Regions from separate parts of the Homo sapiens genome. Here region 2 is linked to region 1. The links are chromatin contacts, found by Hi-C or POLR2A ChIA-PET in ENCODE. All regions are on one chromosome and are shown on one strand. The core of a region is the stretch at or near the end of the contact, and the rest is flanking DNA. Distances in the headings are between cores, read along the strand shown.

Region 1 (6,982 bases), core at 1-2,500:
CACCGTGCCCGACGCAGTATTCCACATTTCTAACAAGACAATTTCCTCTTGACTCAGTCCATCTTCCTAGCAGTCACAGAATGCAGATGAGTACTAAGACATTGCACATTTCAAAGTTCACTTCCTGCCTTGGCTTCTTCAAGTGTAAGTCAGGGAAGAATTAATCATTGGAACAGCCTCCTGCTTTGCCCAAAATAAAAAAGAGCTCTGATTAAGGGAGAGCCAAATGGTCAGCAAGAGAGAAAGAACTAACAACCCCAGACCTCCCCCTGCCCCCGCAACCCCCGCATCCCTGTGAGGCTTTGTCAAATGCTTAGGGAAGGAGGATGCAGCCTATCCTCTTCCCAACCCTCAAGAGGGTCCGCAGCACTTCACAAAAGCACCTGCCAGTGACAGAAGCCTGCTAGGGTTACCACATTCGTCCCCTCAGTCGTCTAAGATCACGCAGAAATGCTTTTGTTTTTGGAACCTGCTGCGGCCTCAAGCGCAACAGTAAAAGGCCCTTTCAAAGGGCTGGTAAGGGAAGAGCCCAAACTGTTTTTTCTTAATGATAGGGCACTAGGAGCCCACCTTCTCCACCAAAACAACATTAATGGCGTGTGGGACTGCCTATTCCACCCTCACGCGGTAACCGCGGCCCAAAGGCAGGTCTCCGCCCGCTACCAGTCCAGCGCCCCGACCTCTGGCACAGAGGCGGCCAGCGGACTCCGGATAAGCAGAGACACCTAGCGGAGCACCCCTGACTTCCGGGAGCGCCCGCGGCCCCGCCCACCGCCCGACTTCCGGTACCGGCGGGGCCCGCCCGCCGCGCGCACCCCGGGCAGAGTCCCTCTCCTTCCGGGAAGCCCGCGGCCGCCCCGGCCTCCACGCAAGCACCCGAGCGTTACTTTCGTTTCCGCGGCAAACGTCTGGAGGCCCGGGTGAGGGAAGAAGCGGCGGCGGAGGGTTGGGGATTACTCCGACGCCGCGGCAGCCTTGCCCGGGCGTGCTGGGGGAGGGCGCGCGAACCCCGACCAGGGGGGTCACCGGGACTGAGCCCGGCGGCCTCCGGAATGTTCCCCGCGCGGTGCCAGTCCGCTCACCGCGCCCTTCTCCGTGGCCGCGCCGTCCAGCCAAGTCCTGCCGCGCTCCGTCGGCCCCGCCCGGATGGCCGCGCTCTGGCGCCCCAGCTGTGGGTCCCCTGGAGTCGCCGCGCTCCGGCAGCTGGCCCGCCGTCCGCGTCGAGCGCGCCCGGCTGGAGGGCGTGGACTGTTCGCGCTGCCTCCTCCCCCTGCCCCGGCCCTTGCCGGGGAGGAGGACCGCGAGAGCGCCGCCCCGCCGCTCGTGGGACCTCGCGCCCGGGGTCTGAGTCCCGGAGCTCTCTTGCGGGCTAGAGGATCGCGGACTTTGTTTTCAAGCGAGTGGGGCGGCCTACGTAAAAGAGGAAACCGAAACCTCCGCGCGCACGAGAGGGAGAAGGGTCTGGAGGGAAGCACTGGGTGGATTACAGCGGGGGCGCTATCCGGAGGATTCAGAGCTCTGCGGGTTAGCATAGGCAAGTTAGCATTCCTCTACCTTCATCTGTAAAGTGGGGCTGTTGAGGAGGAAATGTGATTATTTTGCAGCCCTTTAAAATGGTAATTGTGAAGTCTCGAGCAAAGTTGGAACTGCATGCTATTCATGTATATTAAAAATCAAATAATAAAATTATATGCACATCAGGCCGGGCGCGGTTGTTCACGCCTGTAATCCCAGCACTTTGGGAAGCCAAGGCGGGCGGATCACTTGAGGTCAGCAGTTCGAGACCAGCCTGGCCAACATGGTGAAACCCCATCTCTACTAAAAAATACAAAAATCAACTGGGCGTGGTGGCGGGCACCAGCAATCCCAGCTACTCGGGAGGCTGAGGCAGGAGAATCCCTTGAACCTGGGAGGTGGAGATTGTAGTGAGCCGAGATCGCGCCACTGCACTCCAGCCTGGGTGACAAGAGCAAGATTCCGTCTCAAAAGGAAAAAAAAAAAAAGCACAACAGGATTACATACTGTGAAAAGATATGTATGTCAAGAGAACTAGCCACGTTCACAACACGAGCCACAGACTGGGAGAAAATATTTGCAAAAGACATATCTGATAAAGCACTGTGACCCAAAATATACCAAAAAAAACCCTCTTAAAATGCAACAATATGAAAATGTACAACTTGATTAAAGGCGGGCAAAAGCTCTGAACATACACCTCACCATATGTATATGCATATGAAAAGATGCTCAACATCATGTCATTAAAGAATTGCAATTTAAAAAAACAAATACTATTACACATTTATTAGAATGGCTAAAATTCAGAACACTGACAACAACAAATGTTGATGAGGATCTGGAGCACAAGGAACTCCCATACATTCCTAGTGGGAATGCCTAATGTTAGAGTCTGGAAGACATTTTGGCAATTTCTTAACCAAGCTCTTCTTACCATAAGATGAAGCAACTCCACACCTTGGTATTTACCCAAACGAGTTGAAAGCTTATGCCCATACAAACACCTGTACAAGAATGTCTATAGCAGCTTTATTCATAATTGCCAAAACTTGAGGGCATCCAAGATATCACTTAATGGGTGGACAGATAAGCTGTGGTACATCTATACAATGGAATATTAAGTGCTAAAAAGAAATGAGCTCTGAAGCCACAAAAAAAAAAAAAAAAAAAAAAATCCTGGAGCAATCCTAAATGTATAAATCTAAGTGAAAGAAGCCAATCTGAGAAGACTACATAATGCATGATTCCAACTATGTGACATTCTGGAAAAGGAAAAACTACGGAGATAGTAAAAAAGATCAGCGGCTGCCAGGGATTTGCAGGGAAGGAGGGATGGATAGGTGAGGCACAAGGGATTTTTAGGGCAGTGGAGTCTGACGTTACAGGGTTGGGTACATCTCTATACATTTGTCAAATGTATCTTGAATATACACAAAGAGCAAAACCTAACAAACTCCGGACTTTGGCTGATAATGTATATGTTTTATCCATATTGGTTCATTTTTGTAACCATGAATCTATGTTGGTTTATCAGGTGTGACAAATATTCCACAGTAATGCAGGATGTTGATGGTAGGGGAGGCTGTACAGTCCAGGATGTTTGTGGAAGGGGATATTTTCTTTCTGCTTAGTTTTGCTGTAAACCAAAACAGCTCTAAAACAAAGTCTATTCATTATTTTTTAAAAGATGTACACATATCAAAAAAGACGAAAGGCAGAGCTATTCACTCAGCAAAGCTTTCTATCTACTGTATGCCAAGCAGGTACTAGATACAAGAGCATCTGGTGATAGATACAAGAAATACAAAAAGGAATTCATTCCTTCAGTAAATATTTACTGAGCACCTGTTCTAGGCACTGAAGACTCGGTTGTGAATTAAACACAAAAAATCTCTATGTTCTGGCCGTGTGTAGTGGCTCACACCTGTAATCCTAGCACTTTGGGAGGCCAAGTCGGGCGGATTGCCTGAGCTCAGGGGTTCCGGACCAGCCTGGCAAACATGATGAAACCTCGTCTCTACTAAAAATACAAAAATTAGCTGGGCGTGGTGGTGCATGCCTGTAGACCCAGCTACTCAGGAGGCTGAGGCGGGAGAATTGCTTGAACCCAGAAGGCGGAGGTTGCAGTGAGCCAAGATTGCTCCAGCCTGGGTGACAGAGCCAGACTCCGTCTCAAAAAACAATAAAAAATAAAAAACTCCACGTTCCATTCGTGGAGCTTGCATTCTAATGGGGAAGACAAAAAGTTATTGCCCATCACTGTCCTCTAGACATCATGTGACCTTGGGAGGTTGGAAATGCGTTGTTTTTGCTTCATTTTGTGTTCAGTGTTTTAACTCAGAAACATCTATTTGGGAGCTTTACTCATTACTCCCAGCAAAAGCCATGAGTGTAGACTGTGCATGAGATGAAGGAACTGGTCCTTGCAGAACACCAGAATGGAAAAGGCAAGAAACAGCCCAAGGTGAGGAAAGAAAACCAGCGAGAACAAAGAGCTGGTACTATCTCTGAAGCCCGTGGAGGCCAAAGTGTGAATATGAGGGGGTAGGTCTCTTGGCCACAGGCCTGAAACCAAATGAACCCCCACCCCCAGGCTGCAGTTCCCAGTGCACTTGGAAATGAGACCCTGACTCCTCCAGGTGAGCCTGGGAGACCTCCCTGACTCCTTTCCATCTCCCCCTCCTCCCCCACACCCATCTCCAAGGCCTGCCCTCTACGCCCACATTTCTTCCCACTTTGGATCCTGTGCCTGGTCTAATGCCCAGGCCCCCTCCCGAGCCTCTGGTCTCCCTAGAGCCACTCCCCACTGTCGGGACACCTCATCTGTGCTCCCCAAAACGCCACGCAAAGCACTGGAGAGCCTTGGACAATGAACACAACCCGCACCCCCAGCCACCCCCGCCACAGCCGCACGGCACCTCAGAAAGCCGTGTCTTTTTTTTTTTTTTTTTTTTTTTTTTTGAGACGGAGTCTGGCTCTGTCGCCCAGGCTGGAGTGCTGGAGTGCAGTGGCGCGATCTCAGCTCACTGCAAGCTCCGCCTCCCGGGTTCACGCCATTCTCCTGCCTCAGCCTCCCGAGTAGCTGGGACTACAGGCGCCCGCCACCACGCCCGGCTATTTTTTTGTATTCTTTTTTTTCTTTTTTTTAGTAGAGACGGGGTTTCACAGTGTTAGCCAGGATGGTCTCCATCTCCTGACCTCGTGATCCGCCCGCCTCGGCCTCCCAGAGTGCTGGGATTACAGGCGTGAGCCACCGCACCCGACCAGAAAGCGGTGTCTTAATCCTCTTGTCCTTCCTCCTAAATCTCCTGGGGCCCTTAGGATCCGCTTAAAGCCACCTCGTTAAAACGGTTTCTTCTCCACCTGCCCCTCCCTTGATCCAGCCTCACTGAGGTCACAGCCTCCACCTCTGGCCATCCTGAACCCCTCCCAAAGTCACCTCTTCGCAAACTCCTGGTCCCCCTTAGAAGGCCCCACGTCCATCACGGGATTAATTCCACTCACCCTCAAACACCGCGGCCCGGAGGCTCTGATTCCCACCCTAGAGGAGGTTCTCTTGACCCCGCCGGCGCGACCCTCCCCAGCACGACCCTTCCTCCCGAAAGTGATTCCTCATCTTGCTGGCGGGTCCCACAGACCGCAGGCTCTGCAGGCGAGCGCTGAGCCTGGCTCTGCAGATTCTCAGTCCCTGGAGGAGTGCTCCGGGGAAGGAAGGGCCCCATCCGTTTCGCTGAGTTACTGAAAGAATTAGAATGGGTAAGAGTGCTCGGATTTAGAACTGGAGACTAGTGACTTTGAAAGACAGAAGAAGAACCAGGACAGACGTCATCCTGCGGATCCCAGAGCAGAGAGGAGCAGTGAGAACACAGGGCCGGCAGGTGGGGAGGAGGCTGCAGGGGAGGGCTTCGGCCAGGGAAGGGCAGCGAGGAGGCGCCGGGGAGGGCGGCGTCCGCGCTGGCTGGGAGCTGCGGAGGCGGAAACCGGCTGCGCGCTGCAGGGGACCCCCCACAGACCGTTGCTGACCCCGCCGAGACACCACCGCCTCCCCGGGGCTCTTGGCTGAGCGACCTCTCCTGTCTTCAGGTCCCATCTTTCGGTGGCAGCCGGTGGACCTGAAGCTCGCCACTCCCGTGCTCCACCCCGGCCGTGCGCGGGGACGTCCTCACCTGCCACCTAGTCTCCGTGTCGCGCTCCGAGCCTGGACGCCGACTCCCGAGGCGCAGGACCGGGCCCTGCTGCTGCGCTCGCCGCGGACTCCCACTCGGCCCCGGCGGGCACCGCCTTTTATATAGTAGCTTGTGACGCCACGGAGCTTTTCCCACACTTGACGAGCAGTCTAACTGGGGCTCCGCCTGCCGGGACTAGCCGGGGAGGCGCGCGCGTTCGCGCGGCGGCGGAGGGCAGGGCTAGGCGCAGAGGCAGATCCGTCTACCCCCAGTCCGCCCCGCCCAGGGCGATGTCCGCCAATGCTCCCGCCAGCCTGAGGCCGGCCAGGTTCCCAAGGCGCGCGCTCGGCCTCACCCACCCCCGGCGCCAGGGCCTCTTCAGGACCGGGTTCAGAACCTGACAGCCCAGAGAAGTAGGTTGGGAGCCTGCGGCGTCCAGGGCCTCCGCGCGAAGAAACAAGGCGTCTGCGGGAAAGGAGACGGAGCCTGGAACCCTGGGCTTTTCTACTTAAGGAAGCGAAGGTCGGGTGACAGCCAAGCTCCCTGTTCCAGTGGGAAGGCCCCATGGGTCTGTGTTCCACGCCTCTTGTCATGAATATGGGGGATTCACTTAGAACCAAAGCATTTGTTCCAGGTCCCACCACTAACTAGTACTAGTCCTGGGCCCAGAACCAGGCGTCCTCACTCCTAGTACCCAAGCCCTTCTCTAGCCACAGGTGTTTGGGCTGCGGTGTGGTGTAAGCAGCCCCATTTTCCCGCAAAGTGATGGGAAGAGACACTGAGTCACACGGGCTCAGGACACTCCTTGTGTCCTCTATCAGGGGATCCAGAGGCAGGGACTCGGGGGAGTTGATGCAGCAGTTCGTGATGTCATCAGATATCCCCCCACCCCCTTCCATCTCAGGCTGGACTCAATTGGAAGCATTTCATGTTGGCACGGTGACGTCCAGAGGAAGGGAACAGACAAATGGCTCTCTCTGGAGCACGGAGCGTCGCCCAGAAGCCGTGCCCTCCTGTTTCAAATTGACCAGAATTAGAGCTTTCTCCTGAGGGCCTGAATTAGGGAGAAGCAAGCCAGGTGCCTAAGGCACAAAATTTCAGGAGGGCCACACGCATAGGTGCCAACCCTGCATTTGCGCGGCCCTGAGAATCAGAGCCTCCTTCAATTTGACACCCTAGGTGCCTAGCTTGTTCTTATTAAGGTTGGGTACGGTGGCTCACGCCTGTAATCCCAGCATTTTGGGAGGCCGAGGCAGGCAGATCACGAGGTCAGGAGCTCCAGACTAGCCTGGCCAACA
Region 2 (6,351 bases), core at 44-2,543, 41 kb after region 1:
TTCGTTGCTATTGCTGGCTAGGGCAGCCTGCTTTTATACTCTTATCTGGCCCCACCCACATCCTGCTGATTGGTAGAGCCAAGTGGTCTGTTTTGACAGGGTGCTGATTGGTGCGTTTACAATCCCTGAGCTAGACATAAAGGTTCTCCAAGGCCCCACCAGAATAGCTAGATACAGAGTGTGGATTGGTGCATTCACAAACCCTGAGCTAGACACAGGGTGCTGATTGGTGTGTTTACAAACTTTGAGGTAGATACAGAGTGCCAATTGGTGTGTTTACAATCCCTGAGCTAGACATAAAGGTTCTCCACGTCCCCACCACACTCAGGAGCCCAGCTGGCTTCACCCAGGTGGAGCTGCCTGCCAGTCCCGCGCCCTGTGCCTGCACTTCTCAGCCCTTGGGTGGTTGATGGGACTGGGCGCCTGGAGCAGGAGGCGGCGCTCTTGGGGGAGGCTTGGGCTGCCCAGTAGCTCACGGAGAGTGGGGGAGGCTCAGGCATGGCGGGCTGCAGGTCCCGAGCCCTGCCCCGCGGGAAGGCAGCTAAAGCCCGGCGAGAAATCGAGCGCAGCGCCCGTGGGCTGGCACTGCTGGGGGACCCAGTACATCCTCCGCAGCCGCTGGCCCGGGTGCTAAGCCCTTATTGCCCGGGGCCGACAGGGCCGCCCGGCTGCTCTGAGTGCGGGGCCCGCCAAGCCCACGCCCACCCGGAACTCCAGCTGCCCCGCAAGCGTCGCGCGCAGCCCCGGTTCCCGCTCGCGCCTCTCTCTGCACACCTCCCTGCAAGCTGAGGGAGCCGGCTCCGGCCTTGGCCAGCCCAGAAAGGGGCTCCCACAGTGCAGCGGCGGGCTGAAGGGCTCCTCAAGTGCCGCCGAAGTGGGAGCCCAGGCAGAGCAGGCGCCGAGAGCGAACGAGGGCTGTGAGGACTGCCAGCACGCGGTCACCTCTCAATGGCACAGCCCCCAGGCCTGGTCTTGCTCCCTTTTGCTTGGTTATTAGTATTTGATGCCAACGCAGCCTAAGGTTCCACTCTCGCTTGCCAATCCACTGTCAGCAACTTGTTTATTGTGGTGGTGGTGGTTGTGGGGTGAGGGGTTGGGGATATGCTTGGGCATTTTCCTTCATTTTTATGATCTTAGTAACACATTTAAAAGTGCACTTGCTGTGATTTACTTGGCATCTAGAAGTGTTGCTGCAGGAGAGCTTTTCAGATGTCTTGTCTGCCACAGAACAGGAAGTGAAAGTCTCTGCATGGTTTTTGACCTCACCCAGACACGACACAAGAATCTCTGACCCACAAAACATGAGATCCTTGTTGAGCCGGGGACCCCGCCTTAGGTTTCTGGTGTCGCTTCTTAAAAATGGCCTTTGTTCAGTGCTGCTTCAATTCCCCGAAGGGTTCCTTCCAGCAGTGGAGCAGAGCACAAGCTTTGGAAAAGGCCGCCTGGTTTTTAGTTTGCGTGCTGCCTCTTGTAGGGGTGGAGCCTGGTCAAGTGACTTGAGCTCTGTAAGTTTCGGTTCACCATCTGTAACATGAAGATAACAAAACCTTCTTACAGATTGTCAGCTCAGGCTGCGAGACATCAACAGAGGACATACCTTCCATCCATGATTCAAGAGTTCAGATGACACACACTTGGATTCTGGGCAGCTTTACTCTCAATACATTCTCATCAAACACATCACTGGCTGCATCGACGTTCCAGCGCATCAGCCCACTTTATGGGAAGAAAGAAATGGGGAGAGATGAGCAGAAATCAGACTTCTTAGCAGACACAACCCGAGGCAGGGTCAGCACCTGGGCCGTCAGGATCCCAGACAGGATTTCAAGCTCCTCCTGGGATTCTAGTGGGGAAGGTTTCTCCTGACAGGACTGAGGACACACTGGCACCTTGCGTATCAGCTGGGGCAGCTATGGAAGCTAGACTCCCTTTCTTTCATAGATGGGGAAAGTGAGGCCCGAAGAGGTGGGGGAGCTTGTTCAGGGGTACTCAGCTGCTGGCAGAGCTGGGCCTGGATGCAGGACTGCATCAGCCTCTTCTGCCTCTGTCACTTCCCCACAAGGGCAGATTCTTTCTCACCTTTTCCTCCTCCTTCTTTGTGTATACACTTAACCTGCTTCATGAGGAGATATGCTACTTTAAATTTTGTTATAATTTTTATATACCTCTATGAATGTTTTTAGATTATGGTCATCAGATTCCAAAATTAATTTATGTTTTGTCTTCACTGGAGTACTGCATATTCCCATGTAGATAGTCACCATGCTTGCAGCATTATTTAGGATTCTTTGATTGTAACTGCTGTACACTCAACTCACAGCATTAAGCAAAAAAGGCAACATCTTGCCTCACATAACTGAAGAGCTGAAGAGGAAAAGCTCCAGTTCAGGCAGGGGTGGATGCAGGAGTTCACAGCGTGTCACTAGGAAGTTGTCTCTCTGTGTGGCTTGGCTGCACCGTCCTCTGCCTGGGCTGCATTTGTAGGCCAACGCTGTCTATGTGTTGGCCCCTGACCCACTTACTTCATCACAGCTCCAAGTCCAGAAACAAGAAAGGTCTCTCTTTCCTGATAGGTCCAATGAACCCCTGAGTTCAGTCTCACTCCCTGGGGTGGTTACAGCTAGGCCACGGAACACTGTGATCAGTCAGGGCTGTGAACTGCCACTCCTGGGGTCGGAGGAGGGGCTACCCTTATGAACACCACATAGCTTGGTTGAAAGGGCATGGTTCCCCCACCACACACAAAAAAACAAGGTGTTACAATCAGAAAAAATGGGAATAGATATGGGACAGGCAAAGATGACTCTTCACAGCATCTGCCATGCAGCGGCTCAGAGTGCTTTGTCACTACCCCAATCACAGGCACTTTGGTTGCTTCCAGAGAGGAACCAGACGCCCTGGGTTCAAACCACATCTGCCCCTCTACAGCTATGACCCTTGGGCAGATGTCTTTTTTTTTTTTTTTTTTTGAGATGGAGTCTCGCTCTGTGGCCAGGCTGGAGTGCAATGGCACGATCTCACCTCACTGCAACCTCCACCTCCCGGGTTCAAGTGATTCTCCTGCCTCAGCCTCCCAAGTAGCTGGGACTATAGGCATATGCCACCACACCCGGCCAATTTTTGTATTTTTTAGTAGAGACGGGGTTTCACCATGTTGGCCAGGCTGGTCGTGAACTCCTGACCTCAGGTGATCCTCCCACCTCGGCCTCCTTTTAAAGTGCTAGGATTACAGGATGGAATAACACTTTCCTTTAAGGGCCAACGAAATCACTTGAGCATGCATCCATCAGAGGGAGGGCGGCTTAGGAGAGGTTCCCACACGGTGCCCACTGCTGAACTGTTCATTAGCTAGCTTTTTCCTGCATCCCCATCTTATCGCCATTTTCTGGGGCTCGGTTTTTCCGTCTTGAGAAAGAAATAGGCCTGTGCTTATTTCCCTCTCCCCTGGGACAAGGCACCAGCCACTCTCCTGAGCTGCTGGGAACTTCTCCAAAATTCCTGGTGCTTCCTCACATTGAGCAACATGAGTCTCTTTCCTCTTTTTACCAGGCTCCACCCACGAGAGGCTCTGAGACAAACTACACAACCAAAGAAGTCTTTCTGCATCCACAAAGCCCTGTTTGCCTAAGAAAAAGGTCGCGGGGCCCAATCACACACACCTGGCTGCAGTCATTTCCAATTTTCTTTTTTTTTTTTTAATGGCAATTCCTGCTGCCCTGCTGATACTGAATTTATTTTTTATTTTAAGTTTTTCAGCAATAAGATCTTAAAAACCGGCCGGGCGCGGTGGCTCATGCCTGTAATCCCAGCACTTTGGGAAGCCAAGGCAGGCAGATCACCTGAGGTCGGGTGAGTTCAGCCTGACCAACATGGAGAAACCCTGTCTCTACTAAAAATACAAAATTAGCCGGGCATGGTGGCGCATGCCTGTAATTCCAGCTACTCGGGAGGCTGAGGCAGGAGAATCGCTTGAACCAGGGAGGTGGAAGTCGAGGTGAGCCGAGATCGCGCCATTGCACTCCAGCCTGGGCAACAAGAGTGAAACTCCGTCTCAAAAAAAAATTCTTAAAAACCGGCAGAAAATGTATCAGGGTGCCCGGTACTAACAGGAGATGAGACATAGGCAAGAGCCCAGCCCTCGAATTGCTAACAGTTTTGCTTGGGAACCGGAATTAATGTCTTCAGCATACTCAGGCCAAGGTGACAGCACCGGCTCTCAGAGAGGTTGGATTTCAGCAACTTCCCATCCTCTCAACCCACACAGGAACAGGCCCCTCGGCAGTTCGAGAACGCACCTTCCCATACTTCAGAGTTGCCGGAGGGAGGGTGGAGGACCTCCTGCCTCACAGTGATCTGAGGTCCAGAAACCCTAGGGACCCCAGCTTGAGGCTCTGAAGGGCTGTGACACAGCCTCTTTGCCTGCCAGCCCCGCCCCGGATGCAGCCTGCTGAGCGAGGGTGGAGGAGGGGAGCTATGTGGCCAAAACCCTGAGTCACTGAGGAGCACGAGGGAGCCGCCCTTTCCGGCGTGTCTCCCGAGGCTGTCTGCCCTTCCCCAGCCTCTGCAGCCTACAATCCCAATCAAGAGCCAGCCCGGTTTCTGCAAGCACACAGGAGCAGAAGAGAAACCAGTGAAGACTTCACCGCTGCATATCAGGCCAGCGACGGCTGCTCGGTGACGGCGCTGCTCTGCCACCAAGAAAAACCCCAAACCCACTGATCCCACAAAGAGGGGAGAAAAAGGAAGGCTTCATGCTGAAGAAGGAGAAATACAAACGTGTATGTGCCGGTTTGCCTCTGGTCGTTACCGTGGAGGCATTCACACGCCTGTCCATTTGGCATTATTATGAGCGATCCCCAGACAGAAGAACTTAAGGTCAAGTTTTACAGAGATAACCAAGGACATCTTAAAGGAGACAGGCTGTGCGATCATTGGAAGAGGGAAGCTGTGGATCTTGCATTCATGCATTTGGATGAAGATGACACTGGAAACTGCACGTTGCAGGTTGAGGTGGCCAAGTATCAACGGAATGGGAAATATGAGGCTTCAGGAAGGAAGTGCGCGAACCACAGGAAGGCTCCGTCTCTACGGCAGAAGCGGCCACGCCGCAGCCCATCCAAACGCCGCGACACGAGTGAGTTGTCCTCATCGAACACATTTCATCCTGTGGATTTTGAGGATGGCCAGAGAAGACCTTCAAGGAGAGTCAAGTTTGGACCAACTCGGAGGCTCATTGTCTTTGACAGACACCCAGCTGGTGAACCTGTGTCCTGGAGGAATGCAGGAGCAGCTGCTCATTGTATTCAAACCTTTGATGGAAGGTGGTTTGAATGATAATGGTTGAACAGACTCCAAGGCTGAGAGGACGGGCGGGCGGCTTCCTTCAGTGTCCCTGAGGCCAACACACTCAGTGCTCCGATTCCACAGAGGGGGACTTTGGGTGGTGCTGGGGGCGTTGAGGAAGAAGGGCCCCTGGGCACAGCCAGCAGTGCTGTCCTCAGTAGTGATGACAAGGAGGAGGAGGAAAAGGGAAAAGAGGAGGATATGATGACAAAGATGATATTTAATCCCTCAAACTTGCTTTTAGGGAAGTTCCTCCATCTGCATGTGGCTGTGTGTCAGGGTGATTATTAGTAGGGTTACGTGAACACGGCACAGTGGTACAATGCCATCAGACTAAATTTTTTAAAAGTTTTAAATTTTCATTGTAACTGGCAATTAATGATTTTTAAATTATTTTTATTTATTTATTTGTTTTTTGAGACAGGTCTCATTCCGTCACCCAAGGCTGGAGTGCAGTGGTGTGATCTCAGCTCACTGCAACCTCTGCCTCCCAGCTCGAGCGATTCTCTCACCTCAGCCTCCCAAGTACCTGGGACTGCAGATGTGTGCCACCACACCTGGCTAATTTTTTTTTTTTTTTATAGGGTTGGGGTTTCGCCATGTTGCCCAGGCTGGCCTCAAACTGCTGAACTCAAGCAATCTGCCCATCTTAGCCTCCAAAAATGCTGGGATTCCAGGTGAGAGCCATCACGCCTGGCTATTTTTAAAAAGAGTCTTGCTCTGTCATCCAGGCTGGAGTGCAGTGACACAGTCATGGCTCATTGCAGCCTTGAACTCCTGGACTCACGTGACCCTCTTGCTTCAGCCTCCTGAGTAGCTGGAATTACAGGTGCGTGCCACCATGCCTAACTAATGTATATTTTTAAATTTTTTGTAGAGATGGGTCTCATTATGTTGCCCAAGCTGGTCTTGAACTCCTGGCCTCAAGCAGTTATCCCATCTCAGCCTCCCAAATTGCTGGGATTACAGGCATGACCCACAGTGCCCAGCCATTAATTTTTTTTTTTT

Evidence for each region. Hi-C counts contacts between places; a loop is a spot of excess contacts on that map. ChIA-PET counts read pairs that join two places held with the same protein, here RNA polymerase II (POLR2A). Pooled maps may share reads with other maps.
Region 2: a loop to region 1 is called in a map of B cell, with 9 times the contacts of the local background. The contact joins the enhancer-like site here to the promoter of RIPK1 in region 1. A Hi-C loop is called at or near these places in 27 of 168 maps with a recorded cell type or tissue (A673, B cell, CD14-positive monocyte and 18 more), 33 of 37 single-sample maps with no recorded cell type and 34 of 50 pooled maps. POLR2A ChIA-PET finds 5 or more read pairs at or near these places in 36 of 52 experiments (A549, A673, AG04450 and 29 more).

What each region holds. Positions count from the first base shown.
Region 1 is chr6:3,062,762-3,069,743 of GRCh38, reverse strand. It overlaps RIPK1 (receptor interacting serine/threonine kinase 1), which reads right to left and starts at 1,250. Exons shown (of 11, transcript NM_001354930.2): 1 at 1,083-1,250. RefSeq lists silencers at 592-1,381, 5,435-5,544, 5,735-6,024, 6,055-6,104.
Region 2 is chr6:3,022,118-3,028,468 of GRCh38, reverse strand. It overlaps LOC101927759 (a long non-coding RNA gene), which reads right to left and starts at 4,406. Exons shown (of 3, transcript NR_152848.1): 1 at 4,296-4,406; 2 at 1,598-1,716; 3 at 1,035-1,524. It also overlaps the pseudogene HTATSF1P2. RefSeq lists enhancers at 1,352-1,511, 2,480-2,589, 4,033-5,232 and a silencer at 2,700-2,994. Within about 2 kb of position 1,293, at least 11 of the 41 ENCODE cell types and tissues checked have a DNase peak (open chromatin) inside an H3K27ac peak, as active enhancers do; they include B cell, CD14-positive monocyte, CD4-positive, alpha-beta T cell and 3 more, where a contact is called at or near this core.